2 separate regions of the Homo sapiens genome follow, and region 2 is linked to region 1. A link is an interaction called in ENCODE POLR2A ChIA-PET data of the cell type or tissue named here. Cell type or tissue: GM12878. All regions are shown on one strand. Each heading gives the region's core, and the rest is flanking DNA. Links, peaks and the distances in the headings are about the cores only.

What was found. ChIA-PET counts read pairs that join two places held together with the same protein. Peaks named below come from ENCODE experiments on the same cell type or tissue, not always from the same donor. Only the 100,000 strongest peaks of a DNase experiment are listed, where the experiment ranks them.
Region 2: POLR2A ChIA-PET joins it to region 1 with 6 read pairs; 4 of 35 experiments call an interaction of 5 or more read pairs at or near these places.

Annotation. Positions count from the first base shown.
Region 1 is chr6:25,023,555-25,031,197 of GRCh38, reverse strand. All of the region lies in intron 1 of LOC102724765 (a long non-coding RNA gene), which reads left to right. It also overlaps a transcript of RIPOR2 not described here, the pseudogene ASS1P1 and the pseudogene RN7SL334P. Among named protein-coding and RNA genes, the nearest start is that of RIPOR2, 91 kb to the right of the region's middle. RefSeq lists an enhancer at 3,507-3,746. In GM12878, for the core only: a CTCF peak has its summit at 3,847; a DNase peak (open chromatin) is centred at 3,807; H3K4me3 peaks cover 977 bases.
Region 2 is chr6:25,134,463-25,142,105 of GRCh38, reverse strand. It overlaps LOC124901282 (a long non-coding RNA gene), which reads right to left. Exons shown (of 3, transcript XR_007059515.1): 3 at 6,915-7,452. It also overlaps the pseudogene CMAHP and the pseudogene NUP50P2. Among named protein-coding and RNA genes, the nearest start is that of CARMIL1, 140 kb to the left of the region's middle. RefSeq lists enhancers at 3,301-3,420, 3,531-3,760, 3,801-3,850. In GM12878, for the core only: a CTCF peak has its summit at 3,704; DNase peaks (open chromatin) are centred at 3,845 and 4,392; H3K4me3 peaks cover 2,500 bases; H3K27ac peaks cover 2,500 bases.

The DNA.
Region 1 (7,643 bases), core at 2,586-5,085:
CTGACCGGGTGTGTGCACTAAGTTTAACATCAATATGGTGACCTCCTGGGAGCGAGGGACCACCAGGTTGCCTAAGGAGAGGTGAACTGGCCCAGGTCAAACACAGAGCAGGTAAAAACTCCTGTACTGGTCAGTAGTGGGATCGTGCTTGTGAATAGCCACTACACTCCAGCCTGGGCAAGTGCAATTGCAAGACCCCGGCGCTGGGTGCAGTGGCTCACATCTGTAATCCCAGCATTTTGGGAGGCAGAGGTGGATGGATCACCTGAGGTCAGGAGTTCGAGACCAGTCTGAAAACACGGAGAAACCCCGCCTCTACTAAAAATACAAAATTAGCCGGGCATGGTGGTATATGCCTGTAATCCCAGCTACTTGCGAGGCTGAGGCATAAGAATCACTTGAACACAAGAGGCAGAGGTTGCAGTGAACCGAGATCACGCCATTGCACTCCAGCCTGGGCAACAAGAGCCAAACTCCGTCTCAAAGAAAACAAACAAACAACAACAACGAAAAACAGCAAGACCCTATGCCTTTTAAAAAAAAGCCAGAATATCTCATAAACAGAATCATACAGTATGTAGCCTTTTGAGTCTTGCTTCTTTCACTTAACATGATCCAAGATGTTGCATGCACATTTGTTCCTCTTCATTGCTGAGTAGTATCCCATTATTAGATGTATTCTTATAAAGTATAGTTATTTGCAAGTGGTAAGAACTCTAATCACCAAAAAGCATGAGTAAACATGATCATCAGAGGGGACAACCCCCAAGTTCTGGGGCACCCCAATTCTATCCATAGCTCTGGTCCTCTCTCAGGGGAAGCTCTGAGCAAACGAGGGACTCTGAACCCTCTGAATCCCACTCCACCTCATGTGTACCCTGGGAATATCATCAGTGGCAACTACGAAGGGACAGTTTATTCAATCAGCAGTAAATGATTATGATTCAGAATGTATTAGGCCAGTCGTCAACCCTACATTTTTTTCTTTGACATTGTATATGATTATACAACCTGTACAGAAAACAGAGATCTTTTCCCCCCATTTAAGACCTGCAGCCAGGCTGACACAGACAAGCAGAGGTAGGAGGATACAGAAGAACAAGGATGGGAGAGAGGGGAGAGACACTATAGTGGAGGCTGTAACGGTCCTGTCATGCTAAGACCAAGTTATGGAGGAACCACGAGTCCCACTAGGTTTGAAGAGCTTTCTGGCTGTCTAGTTCTCCCACTCCATTTTCTTTCCCTACCTTGAGTTAAAAGTGTGTTTTCAATCTAAAACAATAACATCCTGCACACAGAAGGGAAAGAGTGAAAGAATATCTTGATCTCTTAAGAAAAGCATATAGTTTAACTTCATGTTTTTAACCCAGCTTTTAACTGAGTAGCCCAGACATCATTATAATTCCCTCAAAGGACAAAAAAATCAATTTTCTTCTATTTCCCCACAGCAGTTACAAAATGAAGATATCTGGTTTTTTTAAGATGAGAAGCATAATCTTCAGGGTAAGGCTACATAGTTTTTTTCCTTCGCCCTCACTCCCAGTGCTGTCTCTATTTCTGTGTCATCTGAGAAGTGATGTGGGGCACGGAGGGTCCCAGCTCAGGGTATGGGACTTGCTTCCTGGTCTTGCCCCTGCTCATCTGTGAGGCATCAGTCAGACCACTCACTCTCTCGGTACAGTCAATACATGAACATTCCTTTGTGTCCAGGCCAGAGTTTGTTCTTGGTTTCCTATCCACCCCTTTTTTCATTACTTCTTCTTCTTTTTTTTTTTTTTTTTTTTTTCTTTTTTGAGACGGAGTCTCGCTCTGTCGTCCAGGTTGGAGTGCAGCGGCGCGATCTCGGCTCACTGCAGCAAGCTCCGCCTCCCGGGTTCACGCCATTCTCCTGCCTTAGCCTCCCAAGTAGCTGGGATGGAGTCTTGCTCTGTCGCCAGGCTGGAGTGCAGTGTCGCGATCTCGGCTCACTGCAACCTCCACCTCCCGAGTTCAAGCCATTCTCTTGCCTCAGCCTCCCGAGTACTTGGGACTACAGATGCGCGCCACCATGCCCGGCTAATTTTTTGTGTTTTTAGTAGAGACGGGGTTTCACCATGTTGGCCAGGATGGTCTCGATCTCTTGAATTCATGATCCACCTGCCTCGGCCTCCCAAATTGCTAGGATTACAGGCGTGAGCCACCATACCCGGCCCTCGTCATTTCTTTGAGGGCACCCTCTCCCAGCACTCTGCTGCCTCCAGTTGTACTGAACAATGGTGCCTTCTCTCAGTCCTAGACAGAGCTCCATTCTCAGGGCCTTTCCTTACCTCATCCCACATCAAATCAGATCCACTATTCCCCATACTTTCCCACCCTGGTGTGGACCAGATGAAGGGCCCTAATGTGTCAACCTGATAAAATTGATTAAAACTTCACATTCTTAGTGGTGGAAGTGATTTCACATGCATTATCTCATTGGAGACTCACAACTACCCTGAGGAGCTAGAAGGATCTGTACTATCCCTGCCCCCCAATTTTTTTCTTATGTGGAAACTGAAGCTCAGAGAGAAAGGAGTAAGACAGTACATCTGTCATTTATTTGGGGTAGTATTAGTATCAGGCATTGTGCCAGCTCCCCTATTGGGCATTATTTCACTTAATCCTCAGTCCAACCCTATGAGGTTGGTAATTGTATCCATTTTGCAAATGAGGAGGCTGAGGCTCAGAGAAGTTAAAGGACTTATTAAAAGTCACAGGCCACAGTGTGGCAGAACAGAGCCAACATTCAGACACATGTGTACAAGTCCAGAGCGGGTTTTCACTGCTGGAACTAGGACTCAAGCTCAAATCAATCAACTCCTAATTTTATGGTTCTTCCAGTGGCCACCCTCTCTATTCAGAAAATGCACCCTACCACCTATCCCCAAATCTCAAAACATGGGCCCGGTTGAAATGCACACAGCTCTGGGAGTCTCCTAGAGGCAGAACAAGGGCTGGCGATGTCTGAGGGCAGCTAAGGAGATATTTGGAAATCTACTGGAAACTGCATCTTCCTGCGCTGTGCTAGATGTCCAGGTATCTGAGAATACAGTGAAGGAAAATTAACCGAATGTTCAAATCTCTACAGAATGCCTAGCTTGAGTCCCTGAATACTTTTTTATGCAGGACGAGGGTGGTAGGGGCCACTCAGAAAGAAATCTGAACACGCAGAACCCTCGGGCTTAGAGCTGTTAGGGGTCATAGGCAGCCAGCTCACTTCCAGCGGACAGTGCCCACTCCCCTTTCTTCTCAGAGCCCAGCCAAGAAGGATGGCTCAGCGGCCCGACTGGAGCACCTCTGCCCTCCTCGGCTCCTGGGCGTGTCTCCGGGGATTCCTGTTCGGTGATGCCCTGACCCACGGAACTTGCCTCTTCCCTCTTGTTCAGTCGGTTTACCAACCTGGGGGCGTCTGCGGATCAAGGTGTTTGAGAGGCTGGGCTGAGGTAGAGAAGAGGGTGGGGCAGGAGCACCTAAGTCGCTCAGGGATTTGGTGACTCACACGAGGGGAGGGGGGCCCTCTTTCTCCCCAGCACTGGGGGCGCCCAAGGCTGTTCCCATGCTTAGCAGAAGATGCCCCTCTCATCCCCCAAGGGGCCTGCTCGGAGTGTGCCACCTGCAGCATGGCCACCACGAGGCCGGTTATGTATTTATTTCCTGGCAGAGCTGAACCCCAAACGCTTTTCCTTCTGTGCCGTGCGTGAAAGAAACAGAAACCGCTGCACAGCATGTCTATGTTTATACCCTGGGCCCTGACCCTCCCACAGAGGCCAGCTCGTAGACTTTTCTTTCGCAGCCTGGGGATGGGTTTGTACTTCACCCTCGAGCGCCTCCCCCTGGGAACCCGCAGAGGGCTGGGTGGCTGTGCAGTCCTGTGTGCTAAGTGCTTTTCTTCGCTTCTCGATGCTTGGGCCGTCTTGTAAGCAAAGCTAGGTGAATCGAATCCACCCCTACGCGATTGTCGTTTGCATTAAGTAAGATAATGCACGTGGAAATATTTTGTGAGCTATGCAGTATCACCTAAATTATTTTTTATTATTATTTTAAAAATAGAATGCATCAGCAAGTTCTTAATGAGCTTGCTTTTTTGTTTTAATATTTGGAAATTGGAACAGCTACTTATAGGAGACTTGTAGATCCCAGAATGTGCCGTTTGCCTGAGTGGTTTCTTTTGGCCTTGCTGTGTCAGGACTTGTGAGGCTTGTGAGGTGATGTCAGCAAATCAGCACAGACTCACACCTGAGGAGCCCGGGAGTGGTCTAGGGCCTGTGGAGCATGGCAGAGTGGCCTCTTCTCAGCCTCCTCTCCACTGGAGGGCACTTGAGTTATTATTTATTTCCCCCAGGCCTCAGCCTCTTAGCTCCTGCCAACTTCCTTTCAGAGGCATTCCTGCCATATGTCCCAAGATTTTCCTCTGTTTACCTCCTTTAAAGTTGTCATGGTCTTGAATTTTAGACCACCGTAATCTCCGTTTGACAATGAATGGTCATAAATTCAAAGAAATTGCAGGACTCTTATTCTGAAATTCATATAAATGATTTCTTTATAAGTACACATAAAACTCTTTTCTCTTAAAATATACAGAAAAAGAAAAATGTACAGCTGCTCAGGGTAACAAAGTATTGCCTTCTAGAAATTCTCAGGCTTCTTGTCTTTAAGGATAAACAGGAAGCATTTCTAATTAGTGTCTTGGTTGTTTGCATATTGAGCTTCCAAAATGCTTTAGAAGGTTCATCTTTTCAATCCGCCCTTCGCAGTCCTTTATTTTTCATTTGCTAAGCAGAGGTAAACTTAAAACCATCTCTATGTGACTTATCATAAATCCCAATCAGTGAGACCTCAAATAATGAACTTGGCTCTCATTTATACACGTGACAAAAGGTATACCTATATAAATATCTAATAAAAACTACCTAACAGCTAAATACAACAAAGAGAAGCAATTTTCCTCTCTTTTTCACCCAATGGCTCTAATTAATCATGCAGTACAGAAAAATAAGAAACCTTTTATGTAGCTTTTAGTGGTTTTGTTCATTCTAGTTTCCACCTGTGAGTAGCATTCATTTATAAACCTGTCTTGCTGAGCACAGTGCTTTCAAAAATGACTTGCTTGTGACTCAGAAACAAAAAAAAAAAACAACAATCTTTGTAACTTTTAATCTCATGCAATTTCTTCAGTTTCTTTTGTTGGTGAATACACGTACAATTTGGTTTTGAAATACCATGTATCAAAGCACAAACAAATCATCCCTTGGAGTCGTGAAGAAGCTCATCAATGTATCACAGTCTTCCAGTCAAGCCCATAATTCAGTCTCCTACAGCTCTGATTCTTGACCTCTAAGAAAACCCACCCTCTTACTCTTCCTGAACAATTGCTCACTAGAGCACTAAGTGAAGGGAAAGATTGCTCCTTAAAGTGAAAAAACAATGTTTTCCAAAGTTGTGTTGAATATGCATAGTCATCATATCACAGGAAGTTTTTCTTTTAAACCTTATGTGCATTTTCTTTAATTTGTATGGTTTTCTCAAGTTCAACATTCAGTTTTCGTTTTAATCAGTTATATTCTAAAAACAATTAAATTTTTTTCTCCTTAGAAATTCACTTTAAATTAAAAAGAACTTTTGTTTTTCTCTTTTTAAGGCACAAATAGTGCTGGGAGGGGGTGAGGGTAAACTTCTTTATCTGTCACTGTCATTTTTTTTTAAAGGTCCTATTGCTTTTACACTTCTAACCCTAAAAAAGCCTCGTCACGCACCCAGCATTCCCCTAGCTCTGGGCTTCCAGAGCACTGTTATTCAACAGAGAGTTTCTATAGAAATCCAAAGTACTATCTCCAAATAGCAGAAACCGTAACACCACAGACACTTATTAGAATTTGTGTGGAAGAATCCTAAAGCTAAATAAATAGAAGCTTCTAAATTACCTTTTTCCCCCCTTGACTATATCTTAGATCAAATTTTTAGAACTCCCACCACCCACATGTACACCAGGACCTGTGGGTGGGAGCAGGCGTGAGACAGAGAGGGCTTCCTGTTACCATTAAATGAATAAAGAGACCGCTACATATCAAACTCTGTCCTCTCTTTTTTTCTTGACTCTTCTTCCCTCCATTTAGTGTGAATATTTGAAGTTAAACTGGGCATGGCCCCACATGTCTGATTACTCACCCATCGACATCCAACCTGAAGTCACAAATTTGGCTTCAGAGAATGTTGTGGAGCTGAAAGGATGGCAACTTCAATTTTCAATAAATAACTAGAAACAGAGAAAATAGCTTTCCAAGTCATCAAAGAAAACCCATGGTGAGAAGGATATTAATGGATTAAAACAGGCATAAAGAGGAAACTGAAGGCAAAGCATTGGCAAAATCTAGAAATGATTATCAGCTTCAGCTAAGTCCGATACTCACCAGCTCCAAGGACAGAGTAGGGAAGCATCAGTTACAAGTTAGGAGAAACAGCACTGCAGTATTGTCGGGGAGCAAGGTGAGGGCTTTCCTTCCTCTTTGAGGGTCAGTTGTCAGTCTGGGGCCACACTGCTTCCAGAAGGGCACAGAACTGGAAACCTTTAACAATGGTTAAAAAATCTGACTGCTCTTGTTCTGTCGCCTGCCACTGCTGCCTGAGCCCGAGTGGTTCACTGCACCCTGAAGACAGATTCCAGACGCTGGGAACTCGCGCCTCCAATCCCAGACACTATGTCCAGCAAAGGCTCCATGAGAGTTCTGGCCTATGGTGGCGGCCTGGACACCTCCTGCATCCTCGTGTGGGTGAAGGAACAAGGCTATGATGTCATTGCCTACCTGGCCAACACTGGCCAGAAGGAAGACTTCGAGGAAGCCAGGAAGAAGGCACTGAAACTTGGGGCCAAAAAGGTGTTCATTGAGGATGTCATCAGGGAGTTTGTGGAAGAGTTCATCTGGCCGGCCATCCAGTCCAGCACACTGTATGAGGACCGCTACCTCCTGGGCACCTTTCTCGCCAGGCCCTGCATTGCCAGCAAACAAGTGGAAATCGCCCAGCAGGAGGGGGTGTCCCGCGGCGCCACCGGTAAGGGGAATATCAGGTCCGGTTTGAGCTCACCTGGTACTCGCTGGTCCCCCAGATAAAGGGCACTGCTCCCTGGAGGATGCCCGAGTTCTACAACCGGTTCAAGGGCCGTAATGACCTGATGGAATACGCAAAGCAGCACGGGATTCCTATCCCGGTCACTCCCAAGAACCCGTGGAACATGGACGAGAACCTCATGCACATCAGCTACGAGGCTGGAATCCTGGAGAACCCCAAGAACCAAGTGCCTCCAGGTCTCTACACGAAGACCTAGGAACCGGTCAAAGCCCCCAACACCCCTGACATCCTCGAGATCGAGTTAAAAAAGGGGTCCCCGTGAAGGTGACCAACGTCAACGATGGCTCCACCCACCCGACCTCCTTGGAGTTCTTCATGTACCTGAACGAAGTCGCGGACAAACACGGTGTGGGCTGTACTGACATCGTGGAGAACCGCTTCACTGGAATGAAGTCCCGAGGTATCTATGAGACCCCAGCAGGCACCATCCTTTACCACACTCATTTAGACATCAAGGCCTTCACCATGGACTGGGAGGTGTGCAAAATCAAACAAGGCCT
Region 2 (7,643 bases), core at 2,798-5,297, 110 kb before region 1:
AACCTCCGCCTCCCAGGTTCAAGCGACTTTCCTGCTTCAGCCTCCCACGTAGCTGGGACTACAGGTACCTGCCACCACACCTGGCTAATTTTTGTATTTCTAGTACAGACAGGGTTTCACCATGTAGGCCAGGTTGGTCTCGAACTCCTGACCTTAGGTGATCCGCTTGCCTTGGCCTCCCAAAGTGCTGGGATTACAGGTGTGAGCCACCACACCTGGCCAACACAATATTTTTTAAGGCCAAAATGAACGCACAAATTCCATGACAAACGAAATATCCAAAACTTAAAGACAGGATGTTATACTGCCACACTGCCATTACTTCTGAGGCAAAAAGGAAAAAGCGTGCCCCTGTATAAATGTATTTTAATGGTTATTTTCAAGAATATTAATGTATTTGAAAAAATATTGAAATGTTAAAAAGTAGGTGTATTAAAATTCATTTTAGTTTTTTTTTTTTTTTTTTCCAAAAATTGCATTCAAATGTATTTTACACTTTAGGCAGTTCTTAAGAAGGGAGAGTGCGGTTTTTTGACACTTAACATTTAAAGGTTTTATTGGCCACATTAATCTTTCTCACAAAAGTTTTAGGTTATCTATAAGTTCTTAGAATGTCAAAGAAGAGAAGAAAAACTGACTAACTTTAAGGGGCGGTGGAAGAAGCAGCAACTTGGCAATAATTCCGCAGCCAACTTCGCGTGTTCAGGCATCCTTTTTCTCCAGTAAAATTTTGTGCAACTCGTCTGCATCCTCGCTGGTTTTTACCCGAATCAACATGGTGACTGGCATGGTGGCATTCTTCTCGTCAATTGGTGGATTTGGAACACAGACGATAAGAACGTTATTCTTCCCTGTTCGCGTACATGGCATATTGGGTGGAATCAGAACATTCAGCAATATGTTGCCTAAATTGGTGTCTGCCCGCACCAAAAGCTGTGTCTTCTGATTTGCTGTAGGTTTTAAATGCAGAGTACCTATGCCTTTCTCTTTAAACTCATTGTCTTTCTTGTAAAACAGTTTACACTTTTTGGAGTAAAAAGCATCTTCTTTTACTTCGGTAACTACTACTTTGGGCGGCTCATCATTCTCTTCTTCATCTCCACCTTTGCATTCACCACTGTCACCTTCCGCTTGGCCCTCCAATGGTTTAGTGGGAAATGGTGAAGAGACTGGTTTACTCTGGGTAGTATCTTTGCCAAATAAACTGGAGTTTCCAGGGGAGAAAGAAAATCCAGTCAGGGGGACAGAGCTTAATGAGCCCAAAACAGAGCTATCAACTTTCTTGTCGAAATTAAATGAGGCACTTGTCGCTCCTAGTGATGATGGGTTCGTTTTCTTTTCAGATGCCACCTCCACCTTCTTGTCAGGTGTATCTTCAGTTTTGTTGCCATGAAACAAAAACGTTGACTCTTGCTGTAATTTTGTTGAGCCAAAAAGGGAAGGAGACTGTGTTTCAGCCGCCACTTTGTTAGATTCACTTTTAGAATTCCTGCCACTGTTCCCGTGTTGCTGTTCAATGTTTGCTAAATATTTCTCATAGTCCTTAAAGATAGGTGTCAGATCACAGAGGGGGTTTGTATTCACGTGCTTCACTATCCAATCCCGCACGGAGCAGTTCAAGGCGGCCAACTGCTTGTGATAGGCATTTCCGACACAAGCTTTACTGGAAGCAAGGCCAGAGGAGGAGGGCTGCTGAGTGTCCCCATTAGTTTTGGGATTTGAAACTTTATCAACCAAGGCGGTAGGGCCATTTGCAGCAAGAGAACCAAAGGCTACCTTGGGCTCTGCCGCTGCCTTTGCACTGGTGAAGGGAGGGGCACTGGTTATGTTGTTTCCATTCGACAGTCCTTCCAAAGGCTTCCCTCCAGCGCCACTACCAAATCCAGGAAAGCGTCCTCCTCCAGAAGGTACCACCAAACCTTTAAAACCTTTAAAGGCTCCTCCAGTGTCAGATTCGAATCCAACATTTCTGCGCTTTGCTTTCTTTATGGCTCTATTCTTCAAGACTTCCTCACTGGCCATGGAGAATGTTCCCACCTCTTAAGCTTCATCTTCTTGATCCCAATTCCTATCTGTCAGTTCCTTCTCGGCATTTCTTTTGGCCGTGTTTTCGAACCTCCTCGGCGGCCGCCGCTGCACTCGCTGGGTCTTGGGTGCGGCGAAACCCAGGGCGCAGCGGCGCAGGGGTCTGGAGCCCGCAGGGGTCGCCGGGCTGAGCGCGCTCGGCCGCTTCCGGTGCTGCGCTGCGGAACTCAGAGGACTTGGTGTTCGGCAAGCCCAGAGACTCAAACACCATGTCCATGGAGGGGGGGTCCTCACGCTGTGTTCAGCAGGGAGGCGAGAGCGCCGGTTCAGCCAGAGACCGCTGGGGGAACCGCGCCGAACACGCTCCGGGCGGCCATTTTGTAACTCGAATCTACCCCCAAAACCAATTCGAAAAAAGGCAATTCATTTTAGTTTTAATGTTTTATAGCAAAACAAGAATTTGCTACAGTTTTATTTTTCTGATTTTGATAGAAGCAAATTCATTGATATCTTTAAAAATACTTTGGGGAAAAGCTAATCATTTAAACAATACACAGAAAAGCATGTATATAGGTGCACATATTTTTTTCTTTTGCCTTCTGCTCCAATGTGACTTTCACGTGGAACTGAGGACAAAAGTGTGGTTGAGTGAACCTGTTCTACATGGTTGTGATATAAGTTGAAATCTAACAGAGAACTTTGGCTATATGAATTCATTCAATGGAACAACAAAAATCTAGAGAGGTTTGCCTTTTAAACTCTTAGACTAATTATTCCAGGAATTGCCTCAGTGCTTATGTTAGCTTGGTGTCAGATATCTGTACTCGTAAGAACAAAGTCAAAAGAGAAGTCATGAAATTTAGAATGGCTTCTTCCTGTCAAATACATTTAGAACATATTTTTGGAATAATTTCAAGTCCATTGGGAACACAATTACTAGGAATTTGGGACAGAGGTGACAATGAGAATCTGCTTTGAGAAAGTAGATCATAATATTACAGAGCTATGCCTTCATCAGTTTAAAATTGGAAGTGGTTTCTCTGTTATTTTCTACCCTGGAGTGTTCTTAAAATTATTTTTATCTCCTTTAAGAAATTTGCAGCGCTTCTAAAAATGAAACTGAAAGTGCCACAAATATGCTTGTGCTCCAAATCAGTTTTAAGTTAACATGCAAAGAGAATTTTGGCTACTTTTTGTTTGGAGTCAAATATAAAACTAAACAACATGTGCCCAGATTTCCTACCATGGATTTGCAAAAGCTATTTTGAAACCTTTCTTGGCAGAAATCATATTCTGTTATGATTCAGTGTTGCACTGTAAACAGAGTGTTTAGAAATTGGGGTTTGAGAAGTGTAACGGCTAGTTTCCTTAAAAGAAAAAAAAGATTCAAATGCTTGGTTTGCGGCTGGAGCTTTTTGTAAATTAATCAAATTGAGTGCAGTGGGAGGGGTGATTCATTAAGTAGAGAGCTAGTGAAGACATATCCTGTGAAAGGCAGTGGGCTAAGTGGTAGGGGGAGAAGGAAGATACAGAGTGCTTTCAAAAGTGCCTAAATGTAAGTCAACAGGGCAGTGTGCCAATTACAGTGTTATAATGTTCTACAGAAGAGGGATGTACACCAAGAATGCCAGCCTGGACCTCTGGTGTGTCTTGGAAGACTTAACCAGGAAGGGGACGATTCGTTTCTATTTGACCCAAGACTGATGCTGCGTGGTGAAGGAGAGGAACTGCGTTCCAGGCAGAGGAAGTCCAGATGCGCAAGAGCAGAGATGGGAGGGACAGCACAGTGGCTTCTCAGAATTGAATATGGTGTTAGACTTCTAAAAGAGCTGTGGTAGAGGGAGAAAACTGTCAAAGGAAATCAGTAACTGTTAAAGGAAAATACCTTAAACGTCCTGTTTTCAGGCTGACTAATGCCTTAGGGGAGCAAATGAGCAACAGAAACGATATGAGCAACTGCTGTTCTTTCAAAATACCCAGGCAGAGGAACCGGCAGACGATGGGCAGGCAAGTAAGAGGGCTATTAGTTCCCTAGAAAAGTGGAGAGGCATATTTAACAAGTAAGAAGTATATTTACATTCATATCAGGGTGGGGAGAAATGCATCCTCAGGTAGCCACTAAACCTGGGTACTTGGAACGCAAGGGGCTTACAAAATATTTTAGGGAAAAGGGGTTTTGAGCTGTCAGTTTGAAATGATTGTCTCTTAAAACCTAACATTATTAACCTTCCCCCTCAAAATGTTTGCCTTTTCATAGCATCGAACAAACAACTGAGATCCTGTTGTGCCTATCACCTGTTGAAGTTGCCAGTCTTAAGGAAGGAATCAATTTCTTTCGCAATAAGAGCACTGGCAAAGACTACGTCTTGTACAAGAATAAGAGCCGACTGAGGGCATGCAAGAATATGTGCAAGCACCAAGGAGGCCTGTTCATAAAAGATATCGAGGATTTAGCCGGAAGGTACCAAGAGTCCTTTGCTTTCTCTCACTGGTGACCTTTCTTGCAATTAGATTTGGCAGGAAATGTGTTCATCTAGAAATTTTAAATGAACCAATAAGCAAATTACTTCCCCTAGAAAATTTTACTCTTGCGTGTTTAGGCCATTTCTCTGATCTAAAAGTTGTATGTTCTATTTAATTTTCCTCTCTCTTATAAGAACTCTAATTTAAAATTTATTCCTGACTTGATAAATAGTAAAACCTCTCTGGGGTATGTGTGTGTGTGTGTGTGTGTGTGTGTGTGTGTGTGTGTGTGTGTGTGTTTGGGTGTGCATAGGTAAAGCACACATTTACCTGGTTTGGTATTCAAAGACCCAAGCCTCCTATGGGTCTCCTTCCTCTCTCTCCCATAAGTGTGTGTGTGTGTGTGTGTGTGCATGCTCCTGTGTGTGTGCATGTGTGTATAGGAGGGCTCTTTTCCAAAGCCTGCTGGACAGCAGATAGAATTTTCCCGGGAGGCTAGTTGTGATTACTAAACAAAAATAGCAGGGCCCCGACTGTTCCTGCCCTGAACAGTGACTCTTCTGACCATTTCCTAGAACTGATATTGTTGCCAACTTCCCTCCCATCCCCTCCCCTCCTCTACTGTCCCTTCCCCTTCTCTCCCTTCTGTATAGATCACCTCTCCCCAGTGCAGCAGCAATACCAGGACAGGATTGTTTTGTTAGTTTTTTTCTCAATGACTGCCAAAGAAATAGCAACATGGCCTGGCAGAGTCAGATAGCGCTCTTGGGCATGTGTTTTGTCAGTCTAATTCTCAACACCAGTAACTCTGTGAGTGTTTACCCCACCTTTCAAGCTTTGCTTTAGCCTAATTTGCCCTATGTGGCTTTAGTCACTTGGTATTAGGCTTTTTTCTTCCACTGTGTTGTCAATCTTATTTCTCAGGTCATTTAGGGGTAGTTTAGTGCTGGTGCATTCAGAATAAGAGCTGAGTAGTTGTCCACGAGTTACCTGTTACCCAAATCTAGAATGCTGTCTAACGTTCACACAGATTTACTTTGCTCTGTACCTAGTATCAAGGCCCAGCCCCTCATGTTATTTGATTTTTAAATGCTAACTAACCACTATGAATCCTGAAGACCTGACACAGGTCTCAGTTAATTTAGAAAGTTTATTTTGCCAAGGTTGAAGACGTGCACCCAGGACACAGCCTCAGGAGGTCCTGACAACATGTGCCCAAGGTGGTCAGAGCACAGTTTGGTTTTATACATTTTAGGGAGATATAAGACATCAATCAACACATGTAAGATGAACATTAGTTCGGTCTGGAAAGGTGCAGGGAGGGGGCTTCCAGGTCATAGGTAGATAAGAGACAAATGGTTGCATTTTTTTTGAGTTTCTAATTAGCCTCTCCACAGAAGGCAATGATATATGCATTTATCTTGGTGAGCAGAGGGATAACTTTGAACAGAATGGGAGGCAGGTTTACCCTAAGCAGTTCCCCACTTGAAGTTTTCCTTTAGTTTAGTGATTTGAGGGGCCCAAAATACTTTCACATTTCCCCCCTTTTCTTTTTAAAAATCTGTTGGAGAACGCATTTTAGAAGAAAATGAGTCTCTGGCCTCAGGTTTCGTCTGATCTCTCATGGCTAGGATGGTTTATTCCTAGATAGGTAGGTCCTGAGTTATTAGGAAAGCTCCTTTTTAGAAGGTTGTGAAGTCTCATGTCCTGTGAAGAGAAAATAGGGGGAGGACAACAACAAACAAAAGAACAATTCTGGAAAATAGATATATGCCACATTACTCTGAAGTCCATACATCAGTAGGCAGGTATGAAAGTGGCTTATGTATGTAAATAGGTCGCTGCTATTTTCTTCTGAAGCTCAAGTTGTTTAGCTTCATTTCACAGGGCTTTATGAAAGCACATCTTAGTTTCCAGTGACTCCAAATTTGGAAAAATGGAGGAAAAAAAGAAGGAAAAAAATTGAAAACATTATTTTGAAGACATGTAGCTAAGAAAAATTAGAATTCAGTCCAAACTGTAGAAAATAATAAAAATTGAAAAACATTACACAAGACTAGAATCTAACAATAGATGTACTATAGTTTTTGAAACATAATTTTTCTCTCTCCCCTTTCCCATTTTTATGAAAGACAAATCATGGCAGGACTGGTTTTCCTTATTATACTTGGCCTAATTCTTTGTATACAGTGCAGCAAGAATAATTATTTTTTATATAAGCTTTTAAATTGGCTTTGATGGAACTTTTTCCACAGAAGGAATCTCAGAGAAGACTTTTTTAAAGCACAGCCCAGCCATGGATTTGTACCATGAAATACCTATGAGTTGGGTGAATTCCTCTCCTTTTGAGCTCCTAACAAAAACCTGGGGCTCCTGGGCCTGTCAGTAAGTGACCTTTTTTACTTACCACAGGTCAGGAACCCTGTACAGGGACTGTGGAGACAAAGGTATGAGGCTAGTTTTTCCAAGGGACTTTTTATTGGCTCCATAAGTCAAGTTTAATTCTTTAAAGGAAAGCACACTATTTCAGTCAAAGCCTTGGTAAAATAACCAGTTTCTTCAAATGTGTGCTGTTACAAATGAAAACAGATTCTTATTGCACTTATGCAAATAACTGTATTGTCATAAGTAAAGAATACTCACAAATAGATTCCAAATTCTGTAGAAATCAGGTAGTTTTAAAAACAAATATGCTCCAAATTTTGTTCAAAGGAGTATACTCCATTGTTAAAAAGCTGTAAATAGCTTAAAAGTTTCTTGATTTTGAAAAACAAATTATCAGCAACATTTTAAGCAAAAAGTTAAAAAAGATTACTTCAAACTTCTATTAGTTTAGTCCATGCAGTTAATTCTTGTTCTGCTTGATATTCATGAACATTTCAGCTCTCCATGAGTCCTCGAAGTTTTTTCTCTATTTTGATGTCACAGTCTCCAGAGCTATCAGAAACATGCATTCAAGAACACCTGTTAAGAGTTTTATAGCTGATTATAAAACTACCTCTGAAAAGGACCAAAAAAAGATGACAATTGTCTGTGAATAATGAAAAGTTTTAGGGCAGCCATAGTCAGACATTCTGTTACCTCTGTAGCACACAATAATTTAACATAAAAATTATAATTATTACTGATAACATACAGTGTGTCATATCAGAATA